3 separate regions of the Homo sapiens genome follow, and regions 2 and 3 are each linked to region 1. The links are chromatin loops, found by intact Hi-C in ENCODE. Cell type or tissue: mammary epithelial cell. All regions are shown on one strand. Region 1 overlaps RBBP8-AS1 (RBBP8 antisense RNA 1). Region 2 overlaps RBBP8-AS1 (RBBP8 antisense RNA 1). Region 3 overlaps RBBP8-AS1 (RBBP8 antisense RNA 1).

Evidence for each region. Hi-C counts contacts between places; a loop is a spot of excess contacts. Peaks named below come from ENCODE experiments on the same cell type or tissue, not always from the same donor. Only the 100,000 strongest peaks of a DNase experiment are listed, where the experiment ranks them.
Region 2: it touches region 1 in a loop (5-fold over the local background); 9 of 110 quality-filtered maps call a loop at or near these places.
Region 3: it touches region 1 in a loop (7-fold over the local background); 2 of 110 quality-filtered maps call a loop at or near these places.

Annotation. Positions count from the first base shown.
Region 1 is chr18:22,909,360-22,917,359 of GRCh38, reverse strand. The region is part of intron 2 of RBBP8-AS1 (RBBP8 antisense RNA 1); the gene reads left to right. It also overlaps a transcript of RBBP8 not described here. Among named protein-coding and RNA genes, the nearest start is that of RBBP8, 20 kb to the left of the region's middle. RefSeq lists an enhancer at 2,235-2,842. In mammary epithelial cell, no CTCF peak of the experiment used is centred here; DNase peaks (open chromatin) are centred at 3,329 and 4,319; H3K4me3 peaks cover 3,342 bases; H3K27ac peaks cover 4,655 bases.
Region 2 is chr18:22,853,282-22,861,281 of GRCh38, reverse strand. The region is part of intron 2 of RBBP8-AS1 (RBBP8 antisense RNA 1); the gene reads left to right. Among named protein-coding and RNA genes, the nearest start is that of RBBP8, 76 kb to the left of the region's middle. In mammary epithelial cell, no CTCF peak of the experiment used is centred here; a DNase peak (open chromatin) is centred at 4,201; H3K27ac peaks cover 3,464 bases.
Region 3 is chr18:22,823,449-22,831,448 of GRCh38, reverse strand. All of the region lies in intron 2 of RBBP8-AS1 (RBBP8 antisense RNA 1), which reads left to right. All of the region lies in intron 1 of LOC124904263 (a long non-coding RNA gene), which reads right to left. Among named protein-coding and RNA genes, the nearest start is that of RBBP8, 110 kb to the left of the region's middle. In mammary epithelial cell, no CTCF peak of the experiment used is centred here; DNase peaks (open chromatin) are centred at 1,458, 3,078 and 4,538; H3K27ac peaks cover 5,991 bases.

The DNA of each region.
Region 1 (8,000 bases):
GCAGAGTTATTCAGACCCATGTCAATTTGGCTCAAAAGCTCACATGCTTTTCAGTATACTGCCTTTTCTCTTGTAAAGTTAAGAAACAAATGAAAGCGATTTTTTTCAGAGTCCACTTGGACTGAACTAAAATGACCAAATTTAGAAGCATTTTCCAGGTAGGATTTTACCTGTGATAAGATAAGGTAATTAGTAGAATTAACATTTAGTACCAGGAATCAGAATTGAAATTTTTGGCCTTTGGTTCTCCAACTTTCTGTAATCACATTTCCTAGGAATTCCTCAAATTAAAAATGTTTAAAACTTTTTTGAGCACTTGTGTGCAAAGCTTACCCCTTCAATAACAGCTTCTATCACCTCTAAGATGGGTTTTTAAGTCCTGCAATTTCTGTCTTCATAACAAAATTTTCCTGTCAGTTCTAACCAAATTTAAAGAATACTATATTAACTTAGGCAAATCCTAAATTATGAGCATTTAAGAATGACTAAAATAATACAAAAATATATACATACTAAGAAAATAGACAGTTGAGACAGCTTAAAGCAATATTGAGTCAGAAAATGAGAGCGGGATCCACAAGTTGGGCAAATATGAAAGAATGTGAGGCTTTCATCAGTCTGAAACAAAATAATATGATGGCATTAAGAGATTGGGGTTTGAAGTGGTAGTCACCTTTGTTATCAATGGCAATCCCATATATATTCAGCCATTGTCCCAAAAATGTTTGGGGCAATAATGGTATAGATTAAAATATAAAAACAAATGATTTTTTAGTTCACCAAAGATTCATTAACACACTATACAACATAATTTTACCTTTTTAGATTAGATTTCATGTAGTATTCAGAAGAGTCAATGTAGGGTAGTGAAAAAATTACTGGTCTTGGTGGAAGTCAGGAAACCTGGATGTTCTGGCCCCAGATCTACCCTTAGATTATATAATAGTGACTTAGCTATATTTTGGGGCTTTTCATTTCTTAACTCAAAAATGAGATATTGGATTCATTGGTTATTCTTTAAATGTCCCTCTTAGGTAAAAAATGACATAATTCTAAGTGCTTTTAGTGGAAAACACATGAAGATATTCAGGAGGGAAAGAAGTTGCAGTTGTTAAGAAAGCTAGCATTGTTGACAGAAAGAGTTATGCGAAATTGTGCAGCTAGGAATAAAAAGAAATGCATCCTCGACTAAAAGAGTAAAAAAATTTTAAATGAGTGGAATACTTTTTGACTAGGCGCTGAAGTATGTTGGTCTGTATAAAATACATACACACTCCTAATTTGATTGACAAATTTATATATCCTCAGTTTTAACAAAAATATCGCAATGTATCAATATTTTAAAGGACTAAATTTATGGAAAATACATGAAAGTAATATCTAATAGGACTTACATATATTTGAAAATGAAAATTCCATTAAATGAAAATTGTAAAATCCTCTCCCAAAATACAGAGTTAAGCTTGAAATTTTACCCATGGATTTTATATAAATGTATATCTAGTTCTTAAATAGCTTTCTTCAAAACCATAAACATAAAAAATGCTCAATAAATAAATTAGAATCCCAAATTAAATTTATCTTTAAACAGTAAGCCCTATGTTTTAAACACGGTGTGGTTTAAATTTTTTAAATTATCATATGCAATATATTCACCAGAAATACTAACAATGTGCTCTATTGGTATATATATATTACCTGAAAACTAGGTTTCATGTAGTAAATTCAGAAAAATTCAGCCAATTAAAAGTTTTGATCCATATTACCAAAAACTTGTCAAAATACAATTTGTGCTGAATAAAATTAATATTGGCTTGCTGAATCAGCACATTGCTTTTGCAGATACAACATTACATAGCTTTTCAGCAGTTTACCTGGATTACCAGAAATTCATGCAGAACTGCCTAGAAGTAGGACTATGAAGCATCCAAGGGTTTTCCCTGCAAAAAATGAAATCTCATCTGAACATTTATTCACACTTTTAAATTTATTCTTTGTCAACATCCTAAGGAAACTAATATTATAGCCTTTGAGTTAGAAAATAATTTTATAGCCTTTGAGTTTGAACATAGTGACAAAGTGGGAACCCTAGGGACAATGAAAAGGATGCATCAGTCTTGCTCAGCTCAAAGCAAAGTCCTACTAAGATGACAGGAAAGCATTCAGTATAATATGTTAAAAAAATTTTAAATTCCCAGATAAAATCATATGTCAGCTGTTATGTTAAATTAAATGCCCTAGAAGACATGTGCTTCAATTCAATCTAATATCAGTAAATAAAGGGGTAGGATGGTATGCCAACATAAATCTAAAGGGATTGGTAACTTTCATTTTACATGATACAAACTACTAAAATAAATTAATTGGATTACGTAAAGAGAGAGATAAAAGGAAGATTTTTAATATAAATGAAAGGAAGATCCAGGTATTCTTTAACCTAAAAAGTTTTTCAGACCTAATAGGCATGACAAAACCTGTCTTCATTCCTTTCTATTCAGCTCAGCAAGTGCTTTTGAGCTCCAATAGTTAATCAGTTACCAGATTCCACGGTCTTTGTTTTTCACACTCCTCAATTTTTACTGTGAATTGTTCCTCTAATGAATGTACTTAGGATCACCAGCCGGCCAATGCTTTTTTTGGCCTTAAAAGGGCAATTATTATTTATCCACAATTAGATTTACCATATAAAATTGTTACCATATAGCAACAGCCTATAAAACATAATAGTTACATTATGAAGGAAGTAGATGGCTTAATGTAAATCATTAATATGTGAAATTTATTTGGCAAAATTATTCAGTCCAGCTTTTAAAATGACTATAGCCATGCACAACTTACAGAAAAGCATAGTAAGAGAATATTATATACCAAATAACCTTTATGCAAACAATCAATGAACATAACGCAAGTGTTATAAAACAATATCTAGCTTTACAGAAAAGGTATAATGCAGGTATTACTATGTTAAAAATTGATTATCTTTTTAAACATCATTTCTTAATTTAACTTTCCAAAATGCATAGGAAACTGAGAAATTTTAAAAATATACTTACCCTTCGACTTATTTAGAAAACCTCTGCTCTTGGTGAAAAGCAGAAATTGTTTCACTGCTCACTTTCCCTGAATCTATCAACTTAAACATTAAATCAGTGAACACCACCTCTCTGGACCACACTGGTTTGCTAGACACTACTGCTATGTGGAAGAGTTCTGCTGCATCTAAGCTATATACTGAGTGCAATGGATAACCTAATATGCCTTTCATTTAACTGGCTGGGCAGGTTTCTACCGTCTGTGGAACATGGAATCAAACCAGAATATGTTGGCACAACAGGCCAGTAAAACCGGTTCTTCTGTAGATCCAGAACCTGTCCAACCAGTCTGTATCAAAGGCTAGCCCAACTTGCTGCAGCGGCTCAGCTCTGCTAAGCTTGTACTGGGTGGGTTATCCCCACCTCCTGTCAACTCCCAACAAACTACTCAGAATGTTGTAGCCTCCAGCAAAATAATTCAGAGTTCTAGTGGGAGGGGTAGATCTGTGTCAGGTATAGCAAGAGTCCATTGTTATAAGACTCTCGTGGTAGACATATATAAGCAAGTGGTCTATTATCTTCAGAGGTAGGTAATCCTTTTAAACATGTATTCTAGGGCATTCTCTTGACTACAGCCTCTAGAAATAGATTACCTATGATGAAGATGGATCCTATAATGCCTGACCTTTTCCACTAGTCTGCTTGGCTTTGCTTGATCTAGCTTAGCCTTGAGGAGCGAGATTGATATTCCCCACAGGGTAGTGGGCTTGAGAGCTAGAAGGAAGCATTTCTAGAAGGAGAGAAACAAGGTGTAGGTTGACCAAACATTTGCCTGGGTGTGTTATCTTCCTTGTTCTCAAATGATCCTCATACCATTCCAGTCTAAAATTGGAAAAACTCCTACTTCTACATACTAGGGACAACTTAAAAAGGTTTTGCTCTGAATATTCAACAGTTCAACACAAAGTATTGGTATCAACTATGTTTCAAGAACTGTGCCAGGTACAGGGTTCACAATGTAAGTAAAATTAGTAAAGATGAGAGCAACGTCAAAGTTCTCGATTAAGCGTGTCTAGTAAGTTTTGGAAAGAAGAAATGAGCAGCAAAACATTACATTTTGACAGAAATTGGTTTGTATTAAGAGAGATCATGTGGGATTTGTTCTTACTCTCTCATAATACTTGCACATTTAGAAGCAGTATTTCCTGTCTACTGACATAGTGTTTCTGAAACCTTTGTGCTTAAGAATCATCTGAAGTGTTGATTAAGAGCACAGATTCCTGGGCCTAACCACCGCAGATTCTGCTTCAACATTCAATAGGAATGTTGCCCAAGCACTTCTAGTGATTCTGATGCAATTATTGCAGGGACCATAGGCACAATTCCATGCTCAGTTTCTTTTCTATTTTTATACCTAATTAAAAAGAATACATATGAACCAAAAGATGCCATTTTTATTTTTGTATTTCTAGTGTCTAGAACACTGACTGACACTTAGAAGGTACTTAATAAATGCTTATCAGAGTTAAGCAGTTGCTAGATCTCAGGGGAATCACAACTAGTAATGACTATATGAATCAAACTCCACTAAATACTGTAATTATAATAATTGAGATGGGAGCTCAGAAATGGGAGTGAGTATGACTATAAGTATGGGGAAGACTTCACATGGGAGATGGGTTTAGAGGCTTTTCTTTTTAAACCATGGCCAAAGATTTCTATCTGCAGGGTAACAAAAGGCTAAAGGAACAATAAAAATAGTGCCTTTGATTTGATAACAGTAACAAAAGTGTTAAGTATATGAGGACACCATGAATTCAAAACTTGGTAATAAGGTTATTTTCTACAGCAGGGTCAGCAGATTTTTCCTTAAAGGAGCAGAGACTAATAGAGTTTGTCAGCTAGATTGTCTCTGTCTCAACTATTCAGTTGTAACAGTGTAGCACAAAAACAGGCATAGACAATAGTCATTTAAATGGGTGTGATATTGTGAAATACGTGTTTGGTCTTTGACCCTTTTTCCTGGTGTATGACTCCTAAAATCCTTACTCTCCAAAGTGATGTCTTTGGATGCTAATGAGTTGACTGGTAGCTGGCAACCCCTAGGTAGCTTCAGGATGGGGGCTGGTCACCAGAAAGACCAAGGCAGGATTAGGGGCTTAGGATTTTCAGCCCTTCCCTACAACCTGTGGGTTAAATTGATCACTAATGGCCAATGGTTTAATCATACCTATGTAATGAAGTCCCGTGAAAACCCAAAGGACACAATAGCTTTCCGATAGCTGAACACATGGAGCTTCCTGGAGGGTGGTGCACTGGAGAGGGCAGGGAAGTGCAACACCTCTTCTAACGTGCCTACCCCATGACTCTCTTCACCTGTACCTGTGGCAATATCCTTTACTGTAAACTGGTAAACGTAAATGGTTCCCTTCAGTTCTGTGAGTTGCTCTAGCAAATTAATCAAATCCAAGGAGGGGGTCTTGGGATCCCCAATTTATAACCAATCAGTTAAAAGCACAGGTAAAAATAACCCAGGACTTGTTGGCATCAGAAGTAGGGGGCAGTCTTTCGGTACTGAGCCCCAACTTGTGGAATTTGATTTCTAGGTAGATAGTGTCAGAACTAAATTGGAGGATACCTACCTGGTATCTGCTGCAGAATTCATTACTTGCTTGTTGGTAGGGGAAAATCTCCACACATTTGGCTGCAGAAGTCTTCTGTGTTAATTCTTGGTGTTGAGTGAGAGAATAGAAAAAGTACTTTGAGTTTGAGTGTGCTTTTTTCCACACGATTGGTATGGATATGTTCTAATAAAACTTTACAAAACAAGGGGCAGACCAGATTTGGCTAGTAAACCATAGTTTGCTGACCTCTAATCTAGAGTAAAACCTGTGAATTGTTAATTGAAAAATTAACAAGATTGCATAATTGTCTAGGCAAATTGGCTTTTGAGTCATAAAGACTTGGGTTCCATCGCAGTTCTGTTCCACCCTAGCCTTGTCACCTGAATCAAACATCAGTTTTATTTATAAAATGGGAAGCAAAATAATAGTACCTATCTCCTAGAGTTATTACAAGATTCAGATGATAATTTATATAAAGGTTTATCTGCAAATCTAATACACAGTAAGCGCTTGATAAAATGTCAGCTGAAAATAAAACTAGTTAAACATTGCAGGTGAACTTGTTTATTTCTGTTGTTCTTGAAATCCCAGTAAAATGACAGTAGAGAAACCAAAACTGCATGAACCCTTAAAGACCAAAAAGATTGAGAGACGTAGCGGATAAGAGACGTCTATGTGTTTTTGCAAGGAGGAATGAGAATGAGTGGTGACTTAGCAGAATAGAGAGGAAGTCTGACTACTTGCCATGATAAAAGCATGTCTGTCTCTACTGTAGAATGCTGGAAAAACTCAGGATTTGGAGGTACAAGTTCCCCTTAAATAGCCTTGGGGAGTAGAGTGGGCTTGGAATGGAAGGATTGGTTGAAAATCTGTTTAAGCAACAGTTTGCTCCGTTGGTCCCATCTCAATGAAGAAGCCTGGATTCTTCAACCTTGACAGAGATAGATAGGACTTGTTGATTCATGGTAGAAGAGATTATCTCAGGTTTGTTCTAGATTTGGGAATACTAAGCAGAACTGAGAGTGGATGCTAAAGCACCATACTGAAATCAAATGATTATATGATTTTTCCTATTGGTTCTATAACACATTAACCCTCAAATATAGTGGTTTAAAAAAAACACAAATTTATCATCTTATAATTCCAGGGGTCAGAAGTCCAAAATGAATCTCAGCGGGTTAAAATTAACGTGTCAGCAGAGTTGTCTTTCTTCATGGAGGCTCTAGAAAGAAATTTTGTTTTCTTGCCTTTCCCAGCTTCTTTCAGCCACCTGCATTACTTGGCTCATGGCTTCCTTACTTCTTCAAAGCCAGCAATGGATTTTTCATGTCATATCATTTTGTCCCTGACTCTCCTGCCCTCCTCTTCTGTATTTAAATCCAACTGAATAATCCAAGATAATCTCCCTTTGTTAAGGTCAATTTTTTAGCAAGCTTAATTCTACCTGCTATCTAAATTCTCTTTTGCCATGTAACATAACATGTTCATAGGTTCCTGGGATTAGGATGTGTGGACATCTGTGAGAGGCCATTATTCTGCCTACCAGAGAGATTAAGTCAGAGTCTGTGTATTGGTTGGTGAGATACCTATGTCTGTTCATCTGCTTGGTTTCCAAATGCTAGTGACTAGGTTCATATTCTTCACTCACAAAGTAGGAAACTGGAGAACTTCTCTGAGAAACTCTCAAGACCCTGATCACCGTAATGCATTGGCTAAAAACTAGGACTGGTTTCCCCCCACAGGGGACATTTGGCAATGTTTGGAGAGATACTTGATTGTAATAACTAAAGATATGCGCAGAGGTGTGCTACTGGCATCTCGTGGATAGAGGCCAAGGATGCTGCTAACCATTTTGCAGTACACAGGGAAGCTCATCTTCCTGTTCCCCAAAATAATTATTCAGTTCAAAATGTCAATAGGGCCAAAGTTGAGAAATCCTACCCTAATATTAAGTCTATCAGTTAACATCACCCTAACATAAATCAATGACTGATTAGAGAGCATGTAACATGAAAAAGAGAGAGGAAGAGAAACCAACAGGTAAAATGAACATAGAAAAAACAGTCAATGCGGAGAATAGAATAGTGTTTTAAATTGACTATATTAATATGTTCAAAGAAATAAGACAAGTTACTGATTGTGTAAAACAAGAATAGAAAGGCTATCCAAAAGTAGAACTTTTTGAGAACAAAAAAGAGATATTGGAAAGTAAAGATATGATAGTAGAAAGGAAGTCAGTAACCCAGGTAGAGTTTAGTGATTTCACAAAGATTGCCAGATTGGTTAAAAATGTAAGACCCAACTATATGCTGCCTGCAATAAACATATTTTAGACATAAAAAAC
Region 2 (8,000 bases), 56 kb after region 1:
TTTTTAATAATGGCCATTCTGACTGGAGTAAGATGATACCTCCTTGTAATTTGATTTGCATTTCTCTGATAATTAGTGATGCTGAGCATTTTTTCAGATGCCCATTAGCCATTTGTATGTCTTCTTTTGAGAAATAGCTATCATGTCCTTCGTCCACTTTTTAATGGGATGATTTTTTTTCTCTCGAGATGTTTGAGTTCCTTGTATATTCTGGATGTGTCAGCTTAGACCAATGTTGTTGAATAACTTGCAAATATTTTCTCCCATTCAACAGGTTACCTCTTTGCTCTGTCGATTGTTTCCTTTGCTGTGCAGAAACTTTTTAGTTTAATTAAGACCCATTTATCTATTTTTGTTTTTGTTTCCTGTGCTTTTGAAGTCTTAGTCATAAATTCTTTGCCTAGCCCAGTATCCAGGAGAGTTTTCTGTAGGTTTTCTTCTTGTATTTTTATAGCTTTGGGTCTTATGTTTAAGTCTTAAATCCATTTCGAGTTGATTTTTATATATAGTATGTATAAATTTTTGAATAGATTTTGTATGGTGAAAGATGGGGTCCAGTTTCATTCTTCTGCATGTGGGTTTGTGGCAGCACTTACTGAAGAGGGTATCCTTTCCCCAGTGTAAATTCTTGTTGGCTTTGTCAAAGATCAGTTGGCTGTAAATATGTAGTTTTACTTCTGGGTTCTCTATTCTGTTCCATTGGCCTATGCATCTACTTTTATAACCAGACCATGCTGTTTTGGTTACTCTAGTCTTATATTTGAAGTCAGGTAGTGTGATGCCTCCAGATTTGTTCTGTTTGCTCAGGATTGATTTGGATAATCAGTTCTTTTGGCTAATCAGTTCTTTTCTAGTTCCACATACATTTAGGATTTTTTTTTTCTAATTCCATGAAGAAGGACATTGGTATTTTGATAGGGACTGCATTGAATCTTTAGATTGCTTTGGGCAATATGGTCTTTTTAACACTGTTAATTCTTTCGATCTATGAGCATGGGAGGTTTTTTCATTTGTTTGTGTCTTCTTCGACTTCCTTCATTTATGTTTTGTAGTTTTCCTTGTAGATATCTTTCACCTCTTGGTTAAATTTATTCCTAGGTATTTTATTCATTTGTAGCTATTGTAAATAGGATTTCCTTCTTGATTTCTTTTTTGGCTAGATCATTATTGGTGTATAGAAATGCTACTGATGTGTGTGTGTGTGTGTGTGTGTGTGTGTGTGTGTTTGAGACGGAGTCTCACTCTGTCACCCAGGCTGGAGTGCAGTGGTGCGATCTTGGCTCACTGCAACTTCTGCCTCTGGGGTTCAAGTGATTCTCTTGCCTCAGCCTCCCAAGTAGCTGGAACTACAGACGCCCGCCACCACACCTAGCTAATTTTTTATTTTTAGTAGAGACAGGGTTTAACCTTGTTGGCCAGGCTGGTCTTGAACTCCTGACCTCAGGTGATCCGCCCACCTTGGCCTCCCAAAGTGCTGGGATTACAGGCATGAGCCACCGCGCCCGACTGCTACTCATTTTTGTATGTTGATTTTGTATCCTGCAAATTGAATGAACACATTGATCAAATATAAGAGTTTTTTGGTGGAGTCTTTAGTTTTTTTCTTGGTATAAGATCATATTATTAGCAAAGAGGGACAATTTGACTTCCTCTTTTCCAGTGTGGATGCCTTTTATTTCTTTCTCTTGTATTATTGCTCTGGCTAGGACTTTCAGTACTATGTTAAATAGGAGTGGTGAAAATGGGTACAGGATATCTTTTTTAAAGTTATTTTAATGGAAAATTTTAAACAAAAACTAAACAATTGTATGAGGGTTAATGTTTTAGAATATTAAGTTTTAGAAAGTTTACTTATTTTATGAAATAGTGGAAATTCAAGATTATTGCTATAAAAAATCACTGTCATTTATTTGCATTCTTAGATGCTTTCATTTGCTAAAAGAGAGAAAATTGTGTTAACAGAAATTGCACTTGAACAATGATCTATTTCACCTATGCCACAACCTATGGAAAATAGTGTAGTGAACTCCCAAGTACCCATCACTGGGCTTCAGTAATTATCAACACATGGACATCTACCCACTAACTTCTTCCTATCTTTTTTCATATTGAAGCTAATACTAGGTATTACAGAATTTCATTTACGAATACTTCAGTGTGTATATCTTCAAAATATAATCGTTGCAATTATACTTAAAATTAATAGAAAATTAAAAATATATCAAGTATTCCATCTGTGTTCAATTTCTTCAATTATAGGTTTCAAACACAGTCCACATGTTGTACTTAGTCACTATATCTCTTAAATCTATAGACCCCTCTCTTTTTTATCTTGTTTTGGTTAGGTCCCTTAATAGAATTCCTAACTTGAAGGTGGTTAGAGACCTTAGAAAGTTACCGAATTCATACTTCATGTCAAGCATGATCACACCTAAATTATCTTGGGCAGAGAGGAGCTGTCTGAGAAAGTTGCCATTCTGATGAAATCGGCTCTCTTGAAGTGTCTTCTACATTGAGATATGTGAGGTTGTGATACTTTGTGGAAGGGAGATATCTAAATCTAAGGTGCACAATAGCTAGTAGTGCTAGAAAGACCTCTTATTTGCTCCAGCTCTGTTTATTAGAATTCACTTTCATTACTAACCTGACAACAAGAGGTTTTCTTTGTGAGAGGCAAGGGGGTTACTATGGAAGTATAAAGAACTTTCTCAATGGAAGAATTTGTCCAGGAATGATGTGTCCCTTCTGTGAGTCTCTGGAATTCTTAACCTTAGTCAGAAATTCAGTTAAACAGTGTTTATATGCTATTTTATATTATCAAAGGGTAATTGGTGTTTTCTTTAGAATCCTGGCCAAATTCCAACTCTGATAAATACGTTCTACTTCCCTAAATTTCCCCTGCAATTTCAAATGGATTTGGTATTCTTAATTACCTGCCCCAACCTGTTGCTTGGTGTTGAAGTTCACCTATTAAGCAGCTGCTACTTGTGGTTTCAGAGGGACCCAAGTAAATTTGGCAAATGAGTGGGTGTATGTGTGTGTATGAATGACTTGGAAGGCTCTAGAACTTAAACTTATTTTCTAATATGAAAAAATTTAAAACAGAGAGAGGGAAAGAGAGAGAAAGAAATATACATAATAAATATATAGTACTCCACAACTATGGGGCCTTTCGTTTTCTTGCTCTGTTACCCAGGCTAGCTCAGTGTAACCTCAAAATCTGGTGTCAATCTCCTGGCCTCAAGTGATCCTCCTGCCTTGGCCTCCCAAAACGCTGGGATTACAGGCATGAGCCAACACACTGGCCTGCTCAGTAAACCTTTATTAAGAAGTTTGTATGTGTAAGGTTTTGCTCTAGATATGGTGGAGGATACAAAGATGAAATAGATAATAGTTCTTGCCTTAGAAGATACCTATAATATTAAGTAGTACTAATTAACCTTTTTAAAAAGTCTCCTTATAGTGAATAAAAACTTGGGCAAGTTACTTACCTCTTTAATCCTAGGTTTTCTTATCTGTAAAATGGAGATAAATATTTATCTGAGAGCGTTTGTGAGCATTTTAACATTTGAAGTGCTTTTTGATATTGCCTGGCACATAGTAAGTAGGTGCTTAGTGACCATTAGTTATTGTGCGTTTTAAAATGTATCACTTAGGTCAGCTGCTAGAAAAATGTGAATACCATGGAAGACTGTACTAGGTTGAGCATTCAGATTCAGATATCTCAACTGTCTAGATTACAGAACCATGGATGGACAGCTCACTCATCCCATAAATGCCAGGATTACAGGAGAATTCCACACCCAAGTTTTCTAGCAGGCTCTAAATCTTTCACTTACTAGATCTCTGGTAAAGATTGTAAAGTCAGGAAAAGGAATTGGTATCCTTCTGCTCCTACCCCATTATCGAATTTAAAATTTGGAATGGTGTTGGGGACTAAGATTTGGAAATTCAGAACTTTAAAGCTGTTATAACAGGAGAAAATAAAAACTTTACTGTTTGGCATTGGCACATATTCCAAAGTTCCTCCCTATTTAATGAGCTTTAAGCTTTCATATGAAACATAAGACACTAAAGGAAAAAGTATTGCCACAAGGCTAATGATGACAACAGCTGCCAGCACACCTTCCATCAAAAGCATGTGAAGACTTGAAACAAACCTGAGCTCTGGTTTGTTTTAGAAGCATCACTGTGACATGCCTGTGCCGGCAGAGGCTCAGAATACATTCCTTAACACTAGGACTCCAAGGTGTGCTGGATGCCAGAAGCCCAGTGGTAATGAGAGAGCAATTGTGAAGCTTCATTCAGATGATGTTCTTTCATTGTGGGTATGCTAGCTCAGAATGTTTGGTGTAGGGAGCCACAATAAAGAATCGGCCAATCCCTTTCCTTCATCAGGGGTTATAGTCTGGCAAATACATGTATTCATACCCTCATCCTCCAGATATTTATTGACTGCCCACTATGTTCAAAGGTTGGTGTTGGTGATTAAAGCAAGTAAAATAGTATATTTGGGACTGTCAGTAGATTATAAACTTCATATCCTATTCTTTGTGTTTTTAGACAAAATCCACTGGGATACTTTAAATTGAATCAAATATATGTATATATATACATACACACATAATATGACTACAAAAAGTAAAAATTTTATTCTTTTATATTGATAATTTACTATATGTAGAACACCATTCTAGGTACTTAGGAAATCCTAAGAAGAATATGGTTGGACTCTAATAACTAGGTTAGAGTGAGAACAGGCTACTTCAGCTTCACAGAGAAATCTGTATTTTTTTTCCATGGGAAACATACTCTGCTTATAAACATATGGTCCATTTACTAACTCTTGGTTTCCTACCTATATATCAGATAGCTAGGTCATTCTAAAAACCCTAAATTGGCAAGTTGTGATCTTAACCTTAACAGTTACTGTGGGCTTTCCATACACATTCTCACTGTGATCACTTCCCCCACTTCAATTTGAGTGAGCGGTGGAAATTCACCTCCCCCTTTCAGCATTTTTAAAGATTATAGTTCCACAAGTATCCATTGGGATAAACAGTGTATATTTGGTGTCTCCATTTCAAACCATATTTGTCTTTCACAAGTAGAGTAAGAGGGAGTTTTGGGAAAAATTTGTACAAATCTAATAAAATCAATGCTATGTAATCAAAGTTTTATTGGATAAGGAACACTTACATAGTAAAAATGTGCTGCATTTCTAACTTCTAAAAGTCTAGGAACAAATGGGTTTTATTAAACTATTATCAACAGATTGATGTGCTAAGACAGAATGATACATTTTGTTCTCTTTGTTATCTGAAAAGCCAGTTATATTCATTTGCACCCACTCTTTTTTTTCCTATCATATTCTTAATAGTTAAATTTCATTCAACTCCTCCTCCCCACTTCTGGCCAGTTCCATCATGCCTTGAAATACACAAAATCTATCAGATCTTTCTTCTTGGTCTGGCTTTTTCTGTTTCCTTTAGTGCCCAGGAATATTACCCAGATTCTTTTTCACTTTGGCAGTTCCATTTTCCAGGCATTCGTAGCCTTATTAGCATATATTAACAAAGATGTGATTCTTGTCTCAACGAGTGTTTAGCACTCTGTTTAGATAGATAAGACATACCTTTTAGGAGAAGTAACTCCTACCTATACTTTTTTCATGGAATTTTAATTTTATGAAAGACCATGAAGGTCTTATAATTTAGTAAGTATAAGTAGCATTGGAAACCCAGGCACATAAAAATAAAAATCTTTTTTCTTTAAATGATTTCAGCATTGTGGAGTGATTCAAAATATTAAACAGCAGCATAGACTTCTTCTAAAAATGGTTCTTTATTTATATCACTGGCTATTTAGTTGGTTAGTCTTTGATATGTTGGGGCTTTTTATGCTATTGTTGCTTTAAATGCATAATCAAATGGTCCAGCCATGTAGAGATTCGAATTATTGTCAAATCAAACAACATAATACTATATTAATTTTTTATCCTAAATACAAATTATATCTTCATGTAATTGTATTTATCATAGTCCTTTAGTAAAATAGAAAAAAGTAGAAGGAAGTAGAGATAACATTGGCCAAATAATTATTTTTTGAAATTATTAATAAGAATGCTTCTGATTTCTTTTTTTTTTTTTTTTTTGAGACGGTGTCTTGCTCTGTCGCCCAGGCTGGAGTGCAGTGGCGCCATCTGGGTTCACTGCAAGCTCCACCTCCCGGGTTCACACCATTCTCCTGCCTCAGCCTTCCAAGTAGCTGGGACTACAGGTGCCCACCACCACGCCCGGCTAATTTTTTGTATTTTTGGTAGAGACGGGGTTTCACCATGTTAGCTAGGATGGTCTTGATCTCCTGACCTCGTGATCCACCCACCTCAGCCTCCCAAAGTGCTGGGATTACAGGCGTGAGCCACTGCGCCCGGCCAAGAATGCTTCTGATTTCTAAAGACACAGCAGTACCTCTGGTGGGTCAATGGATAATAAACTTCACATGTAGTGGAACTAGGTTATTTATAGTTAGGCAAATGAAGAAAACAAATATTTGTTTATTGGAAGCCATACTGCAATTTGAATTATTTGAAAATGCAAACACAATTTATACAACTGTCTATTATGTTTATGGTTCCAGATAAGATACGGTTCTGGTTCAATTAGAATGTGCTTCTTGAAAAGTATTTTCAACTCCTATTTGAAAAGTAATAGTAAGCAGAAAGTGGTACAGAATTCAAAGTACCACCAAATAGGTGATAAGATAACCATTTCTTGTTTCTAGGTAACCCCTAACCTGAACTTAAGGCAACCCAAACCAAAAAGGGAACATAGACACAGAGAGCTCCAGGAGGAGACCTCTAATTCTTCCAGGAAAAGATTAGCTAATATTTAGAGAAAGAGTTGGAAATCCCCTTTCTTCCTCCTTCTCTCCCCCAGCTCCTCCTCTTCTTTTTTTCCCTCCTCTTCTTTTTCTCCTACTCTTTCTCCTTTAAGTCTCTACTCCATTCTCTTCTGCCAGTCTTTAGGCAATTGTGCTGTGATAGGGGCAGTGACAGCAAGAACAGCAGCTACTGGGTTCCTCCTAAAACTGGGGCATGGGAACATTTCTCTCTGATGGGAGAAGCTGTGGTTTCAAAAATGTGGAGTGAAACCCTCTTGCTTTCCCTCCACTTGTTATCTTGCTGTTGGCTCCAGAGAGGGGCCACTAGAAAATGTGGAGGAGAGGGAGGTATGGTGGCTTATGCCTGTAATCCCAGCACTTTGGGAGGCTGAGGTGGGCGGGTCATTTGAGGTTAGGAGTTTGAGACCAGCCTGGCCAACATGGTGAAACCCCGTCTCTACTAAAAATGCAAAAAAATTAGCTGGGCATGATGGTACACACATGTATCCCAGCTACTAGGGAGGCTGAGGCAGGAGAATCGCTTGAACCCAGGAGGTGGAGGTTGCAGTGAGCCACTGCACTCCAGCCTGGGTGACAGAGTGAGACTCCGTCTCAAAAAAAAAAAAAAAAAAAAAAAAGAAAAAGAAAAAGAAAATGTGGAGGGGAGGAGAGAAGTTCAGTGTCCTGATTAGAACATTGAAAAGGGAGCCCCAGGGCACCAGAAGTACTAGGGAGATCATGGAGAGCAGGGAGCCTGGGAAGAAAACTCATAAAGTTGTCTGTGAACTCTTGAGCTCACCCTGGATTTGTGCATGCATGGATCCTAAACAGGATACTAAATACTTTGAGAACTGAACTAAGGGGTAGGTCACAGTCTAGGTCCCACACTGGTCATTCAATGACACACACATGGAACAGAACTGAACAACAGTAAAATCTCAACCTGCATAAGAATCAACAGATGCCACTGCTAATGTATCACAAATGTTGAAATTATCTGATAAAATATGTACAAATAAGTAAGGGCATACACTCTTGAAAATAATGAAGAGATAAAAAGTCCTAACAAAGAAATAGATAATATAAAGAATAACCAAAGAGAAAATTTAGAACTGAAA
Region 3 (8,000 bases), 86 kb after region 1:
CAGGTGCCACACTGAGAAACAGATTTTGTTGTGGCAAAAGGGCCCAAAAAGTCTTCATTCTTGATCTGACCCATCACCTGAGAATTTTCACCATGTTTCTGGCTTAAAGCTGATAGTGGGTAACGGGTTGCATGTTGGAGGAAACAGGGAGCATGCCTGTCACATGCCATAGTAGGGAGCTTAATGAGGAGGTCAAACTCACTTTTTTTCAGAATTCTGTTAAGACTGTGAGGAAATATAGACAAATAGCAATGCAAGGCAATGGATCATCAGAAATGGGACGTTATTTGGCTGGAATAATTTGAATAGCATTGCTGAGGACAAATGTCCCTGTGAAAGGAGAGGAAAATCTTTTACCCTTATGCTAAAGACACAACAGGTTATAGAAAAAGGGTTTGATGTTTAATTCTACTGTAAGATTCCAAAAAATTTTCCTTACCAGCTTTTCGGTTAATTTGAATAGCATTGCTGAGGACAAATGTCCCTGTGAGAGGAGAGGAAAATCTTTTACCCTCATGCTAAAGACACAACAGGTTATAGAAAAAGGGTTTCATGTTTAATTCTACTATAAGATTCCAAAAAATTTTCCTTACCAACTTTTCGGTAAGTATGCCATATATTATGTCAAATTCCCAGTACATGTGAGGATAATAATTTTCTTTCAGGTTGTTCTAACCTTTAGCACATGGGAATTGAATCACTAGATTATATAGGTTATATTGGATAACTAGGTTATATAGCAGGGTAGCAGTGGCAGTAATGCTAGAGGAAGTGGTGGTTGCCCCAAGATTAAGCTCCTAGGGGCAGTTGTACAAGCCATAATGTTTGGTGCTTTTTGGTAGCACCCATGACTACTTCACAAGATGAGTTTGGCAGCATGACTTTTGGGCTTTGTTCTTGACTGTGTAGCTCCAAGCCTTCCTTTCCATACCTCCTTAATACCTCCTTGATTTTGTAAGCTGCCTAATGTCCTTTTTTTTTTTTTATCTTTTCTAATGTCTTTTAAATTATTTTTACTTTGGCTCTGCTAGACTTTTATTTCTGCTGCTTGCAACCGAGAACATAATAGATACTGTTGGGGATCTTGTTAAAAAACAGATTTCAAGGCCTAGACATAATCATTCAGAATATCTGACATTGGGACCCAGGAATCTAATTTTTAAAGATCTAGAATCAGTCAAATATTTTTTTTCTGTAGCAGGTGACGAAATCCTCAGTTCAAACCAGTTTAAGCAAAAAACAATGTTATTGACTTACATAATTAAAAAGTCTAGGGAGTAGACTAAATTAAGGCAGTACTAAATTCAGAGCTCAAGCAGTACCTTCAGAATTTGGTTTCTCTATTTCCTGGTTCTATCTTCTGTAGTGTTTTCTTTAGTCTCAGATTTTACGTGGTAGTCAGATGGTGGCAGGGACTCCAGACATCCTCTCAGCTTGTGTTCCAGGAGACAAGAACACACTTGTCTTTGTCCTAAAAGGTGTGACTCTGTTGGAGGTCCATACCTGAAACCATTGCTCTAGCTAAGGGAATCCCAAGATTAGTTGGTCTGAGTCTCCTGCCGTCTCTGGAGCCCAGATTATTTCAATAGACTTTTTATTTTTTCATTACAATGACAGTCTCAACTTTTTGTTAGCCATCTTTCCTGAGGGCTACTGAACATCCTCATGCTTGCTGTTAAGTTGTATACTCATTTATACACTTATTCATAAATAGATTGAACACTTACTAGGCATTGTGCTAGGCAAAGGGGATTTAAATGGAATAAAACGTGGTCCTTATTTTAAAAGAACATAGCTTCTAGTGGGAGAGACATATAAGCAAACCAGTATTTAAATCCATTTGATTTATTATAGAACATCTATTGAATGCTTGCTACTACTATTCTAGTGCTGGGGATACACCAGTGAATAAAATAATGTACTTGTCCTGATATTGCTTACATTATAAGGGAACAAGAGAAAATAAATCAATAAAGATATAAATAATATAGGAAAACATGATAAGTATAATGGGACATATTGTAGCATAAAGAAAGTATGATGAGTAAAGAGAAGACTGATGATGCAAAAAGAGAAAGTGGATGATTTCAGGAGCAAAGTCCTTAAGTAGAAGAAAGGGGACAAGATCTGGTGCACAACTGGAGTTGGATAGGGACTGAAACAATTGTTCTTATCTTTTAGGAGGTAAGAATTAAAAAAAAAAACTATGAAAGCCTCTTCATAGCATCCATTTATTAAATATTTTTAAGAGCCTGTTATGTGCCAGGTACTGTTCTAGTTTCTGAGGATATGCCAGAGAACAAAACAAACAAGATTCCTGTTCTCATGGGGAAGACAATAAATAAGTTTAAATATATACATATATAATTTCTTTTTTTTTATTATACTTTAAGTTTTAGGGTACATGTGCACAACGTGCAGGTTGGTTACATATATATACATGTGCCATGTTGGTGTGCTGCACCCATTAACTCGTCATTTAACATTAGGTATATCTCCTAATGCTATCCCTCCCGCCTCCCCCCACCCCACAACAGGCCTCGGTGTGTGATGTTCCCCTTCCTGTGTTCATGTGTTCTCATTGTTCAATTCCACCTATGAGTGAGAACATGCGGTGTTTGGTTTTTTGTCCTTGCGATAGTTTGCTGAGAATGATGGTTTCCAGCTTCATCCATGTCCCTACAAAGACATGAACTCATCATTTTTTATGGCTGCATAGTATTCCATGGTGTATATGTGCCACATTTTCTTAATCCAGTCTATCACTGTTGGACATTTGGGTTGGTTCCAAGTCTTTGCTATTGTGAATAGTGCTGCAATAAACATACGTGTGCATGTGTCTTTATAGCAGCATGATTTATAATCCTTTGGGTATATACCCAGTAATGGGATGGCTGGGTCAAACGGTATTTCTAGTTCTAGATCCCTGATAATTGCCATGAAGAAAAACAAAACAGGGTAAGAAACTGATGAGGAAGAAAGACTTCTGTGAGATGTGATTTTGACTAGATGTTATTTAAAGCCATGACTCTAGATGAGATCACCTAGGGAGGAAAGCAAATAAAGAAGAGAAATCTGAGGACTCAGCTCTTGGGTATTTCACCTTTTCCATTTCAGTAAGAATAGAAAGACCCAGTGAATAAGACTGAGAAGGAGGTAGCTGGTGAGATAAGAAATAAAACAGGGAAATATATGTTGTGGAAGCCAACAATAACCCAAAAATAAGTGATTCAATAAAATGAAGTAATCAACTATGTCTCATGCTGCTGAGAGGATGAGTAAGATGAAAATTAAAAATTGTTTCTTGAATTTGGCAAGAAGGAGATCTTTACCAATGAAAAGATTGGTTTCAGTGGAATCAGGGTACAAGAGTTAGACTAGAGTGTGTTCCACAAATAATGGGAGATGAAAGGATAAAGAGAGTGATTATGGAAAACTAAGAGAATTACTGTCAGTTGGGGAACAAGGAAATTGGGAGAGGAAGTGGTCAGATGGAGTCAAGGAGAGAATGCCCCTGCAACAAATACTTAAACATGAGGAAGCAGCTTTGGAATTGGGCAACAGGTAGAGACTGGAAGAGTTTTGAGGTGCACATAAGGGCGATTCTGGTAAGGGCTCAGAAAGAAAATAGGAAAGCTGGAGATAAAGTTTTTGTTTTCTTAGAGAATACATAAATAATCATAAACTGTTGATAGAAATGTGGACATTAAAGGCCATTCTGGTGAGGTCTCAGGAGAAGTGAGGAACATGATATTGGAAACTAGAGGAAAGGTAATCCTTGTTATAGTGTGGCAAAAATTTCAATTAATTGTGTTTATGTGCTAGTGTTTTGTGGAAGGTAGAACATGTAAGCAATGAAATTGGATACTTAGCTGAGGAGATTTCTAAGCAAAGTGTGGAAAAAGTGGCTTGGTTCCTCCTGACTACTGATAGTAAACTATGAGAAGACAGAGATGAATTAAAGAAGGAATTGTTAAGCAATTCCAGAAGCAGAACTTGCAGACTGGAAAATTCTCAACTTATCCATATTGCAAAAAAAGAGAAACAAGTATGTGTTGCGTAAGCCATCCAGTCTGTGGTATTTTGTTATAGCAGCCTGAGCAGACTAAGACATATTGGTAGCTAGCAGCACTTGGAGAAGTGCAACTTGCAGCATGACATGCTGGCTTTTCTCGCTGTGGATTCGGTTCAGGGTTTTGCTCCAAATCAAAATGATCTGGGAACTGGTTCTTCAAAAGATTGAGTCTCTCACTTGGCCTTCTCCAGGTAATTAATTGTCAAGGTAGTTTATCCTCATTTCCAGAGGGGAGGAAGTTCTGTGAAAAAGGGGATATAGCCTGAGTGAAAGTCGACTTGGCCTGGAAATGACCACCATCTCCATCTGACTCAGAAAGGAGAATGTGGTGTATCTTGCATTCCTACCTTGAAGGGAAGTTTTTTTAAAGCATGGAGATGTGGAAATAGGCAAGTAATTCAAGGCCTTGGGGTAAGGCAGAGGTGCCAAGGCTACCCAGAGGTGGGAGTTTATAGGAGGCGGAAAGACATCCCGAGGACAAGTTTATACAAGAACTGTTCAGGGAAGGACATAAAAGGAAGTGAGGCAAGAAGCCTCAAGATTAACTTGGCATCTTGCAAGTCTTTTTGAAAAAATCCCCAACGGGGTTGTCAAAAAGCCTTCCTGTGTTTTCCTCAGATGCTTGTACTTGCCTCAAGCCTGCTTCCTTGCTGGATGTGCAACTTGAACCAGTCCTTAGATACTCAACCTTGGCAGTATTTAAAGCAAATCATTTCTTGCTTAGCACTTTTCCCTGGGTAGGAGGGAGGACTCTTATGAGCGGGTGTTGGCATGGTTAATGTAAAGCTATGTTCTTCCAGGTAATATTTTGAGGAGAAAAGCAGAATGATGTCATTCCTGCAGGCATGTCCCCCATCGCCAACACACACACACACACACACCCCTACATTGAGGTCCTGTTGAATAACTGACAGACTAAATGTTCAATTCTCTATTTCACTTTTCTATTGAGATATATAAGGCTTCAAAATAAAGTGATACTTTTCAGAGAAAGGTGTGGGTTAGTAAATCTACTGATTGATTGTTCTTTAATTACTTTTTAAGTTTCCCACTAGAGCAGCTATAGATCCTACCTCTCTTTAATACTTCTTTTATTAAAAAAGCATTAATAGATTCATGCTTCCAAAATCTGCAAGAGGTTGTGCTTTTGCTAAAAGATGAGTATTTTTTAGCCTTTATGAGTATCTGTAAAATCTTTAACAAAGATAGGTGTGTCTCAATGGCTAGACTCCAAAGATGAAGCTAGAAACAGTATGACTATAAATGTAGTTTTTGCCAGTGTGCCAACATTTTGTCAAATATAGGTTGTTATTATCATTTGGAGGTATTTACTATTAATATGCCTGGCCTGGCATACATACCTCAGTTTGATGAAGAGCAACAAAGTTTGTTAATGCTTTCTCTAACAAATGTTATCTAGATAGTCTTATAGTAGGAAAGGCATCTAAACTTAGTATAAGAAATAATGCCTATTAAAGCAAATTTAAACTAGGAATTTTTGGGTAATATTGTAGTGTCAAGAAGAATGATGTGCTTGCAGAGTTGCTTCTTTCCATCAAATTGACAGGTTCTACTTGAACTAATAAGATACTGTTGGATGTCATTGAGGTTAATACAAAGTAAACTCCAGAGAACTGATAAGGTTGTGTTACTTGTACAAGAATGCCTGTAATCCCAGTACTTTGGGAGGCCAAGGTGGGCAGATCACCTGAGGTCAGGAGTTCGAGACCAGCCTGGCTAACATGGTGAAACCCCGTTTCTACTAAAAATACAAAAAATTAGCCGGGCGTGGTGGCGCGTGCCTGTAATCCCAGCTACTCAGGAGGCTGAGGCAGGAGAATTGCTTGAACTCGGGAGGTGGAGGTTGCAGTGAGCCAAGATGGCACCATTGCACTCTGGCTTGGGCAACAAGAGTAAAACTCTGTCTCAAAAAAAAAAAAAAAAAAAAAAAAGAAATCTACTACTTGTAGACATGATTTTTGTGGAAAATATATCATCAGCAAAATAAAGACTATTCTTAGTAAGTGCTCTGATTTTCTTAATTCACGGTTCTCAAAATGTGGTCTCTGGACCAGAAGCATCAGCTTCACTTAGGAACTTGTTAGAAATGAGGATTATCAGGTCCCTGTTGAACAGAAACTCTAGGCCTGGGGCTCAACAATCTGTATTTTAACTAGTTCTTAACTAGCGTGATGCATGCTAAGTTTGGAAGCCACTGACTGGAACCCAAATCAGTACTGGGGCTAACAGTGCTTTTCAGTTTTGTAATTACCTAGAAGTCTTTATGTTGGGAGATCCTGACACATAGAATGTTATTTATTGGTCATATTTTCTATAGACAAAATGTTTTGTCTGGATAGGATAGGCAACTGATGATAATAATTTTCATTAATTAACTCATTCAACAAATATTATTTGAATGCTTACAATGTAGGCACTAGGCAAACAAAAGTGAACAAGAGAGAAAAGAGTTCATCTTTGTAAGCTACCATTCTGGTCTGAATGTATATTTTGATGTTAATTTAACACAGTGGCTCAAATTGTCTAGTATTAGATCATAGGGGAAAAAGTTTCTATAATAATACTCTGTGCTTATGGGTGAATTGCCCACTTTTTAGAGCAAATGAATTCTTTCTAGGTTTGACCTGATCATATGACAGTGTTGTATCACATTGAATTAACACAGCCAGTGAAAAGTAACAGTTCAATTAGTTGTTTCATTAATCCCAAATTACTGGATTTTACTCTACTAAATTGACAAAACCAACTAGTAACATTGGAATTATGTCAGTTTAGCATAAGGCTGTACTTATGTGGAAGATTATGTCTGGAGAAAAAACACTGGCGGATGAAAAGAACATTTGGAGCATAAATGATCCAGTTTGGCTATTGCTTGATTTCACTAGTTTTTTTTCATTGCTCCAATTTTTTTTGGTAATATACATAGCCTCCCTATTTGAGAAGAGATTAACCATGTTAACAATAAAAGATGATATAAAGAAAATTTAGGACCAATGTCTAGCTTTATAAAATTTATTTGGTTGCTAGAGAATAAGTGACAATTCTAGTTTTCATCCAATTTAGTGGTTTTATTGGAGGTGAATATGAAATAGAACATACCTTAAGTTCTCTCTACCTTTCTTGAATGTATTAGTATACATGGTAGGGGAATAACAATCCTAAAAAAGAAGCCACTTTATTAAAGCAAACTTTAATAAAGAATCTGAACATTTTTATTCATATGAAGGCACTAAATCTTTCCATTTCTGTCACCATGAATATTTTTTAAAGTAGTTATTAAGCACCAGTTGGCATATGAGGTTTTAATGAATACATTGTATGTTAACCAGTCGCTGTACCTTCTTCTAAAGAGGCTTCCTTTCCCATGAACTAGTCGAAGATGAATGATAGTCTTTTAAAGAAAAATATCGGCTTAATCTCTGGCTACGCCCAGGGAAATCAGAAACATTTGTCTCAGAATTTAGGCCACCCAGTTCAGTGCATGTCTTGTCTAAAAGTGGTTCAACTTCAAATGTTTCAGTCCTGTCTTATGCATCAATATTTATACTTCATTCATTTCTCAAAATTTGCTGATTAAAAGAGAATGGGGTTAAAGATTAGTGGTCTGGCTCTAGCCTTTCATCTTTGGTATCAGGATACTGGGTTTCTCCAGGTTTGATAGTTTGTGAATGTAGGTCAAACCATCAAAATGTATTAAGTTGAGCTGTATTAAATTGTCATTTTTGTAGGTAAAAAATGGCCAAGTATTGAGGCTATGCCATTTGATTAAGCCTAACATTTTCTGTCAAGAACTAACAAAAGCAAGGCATATACTCTTTCATCCTTTCCTTCATTCTCTAAGGAAGAGGCATTTTTAGTTTATATGTTAGTTTGCTTCTCTTTCTCTGTAAAGCTACATTCTCCT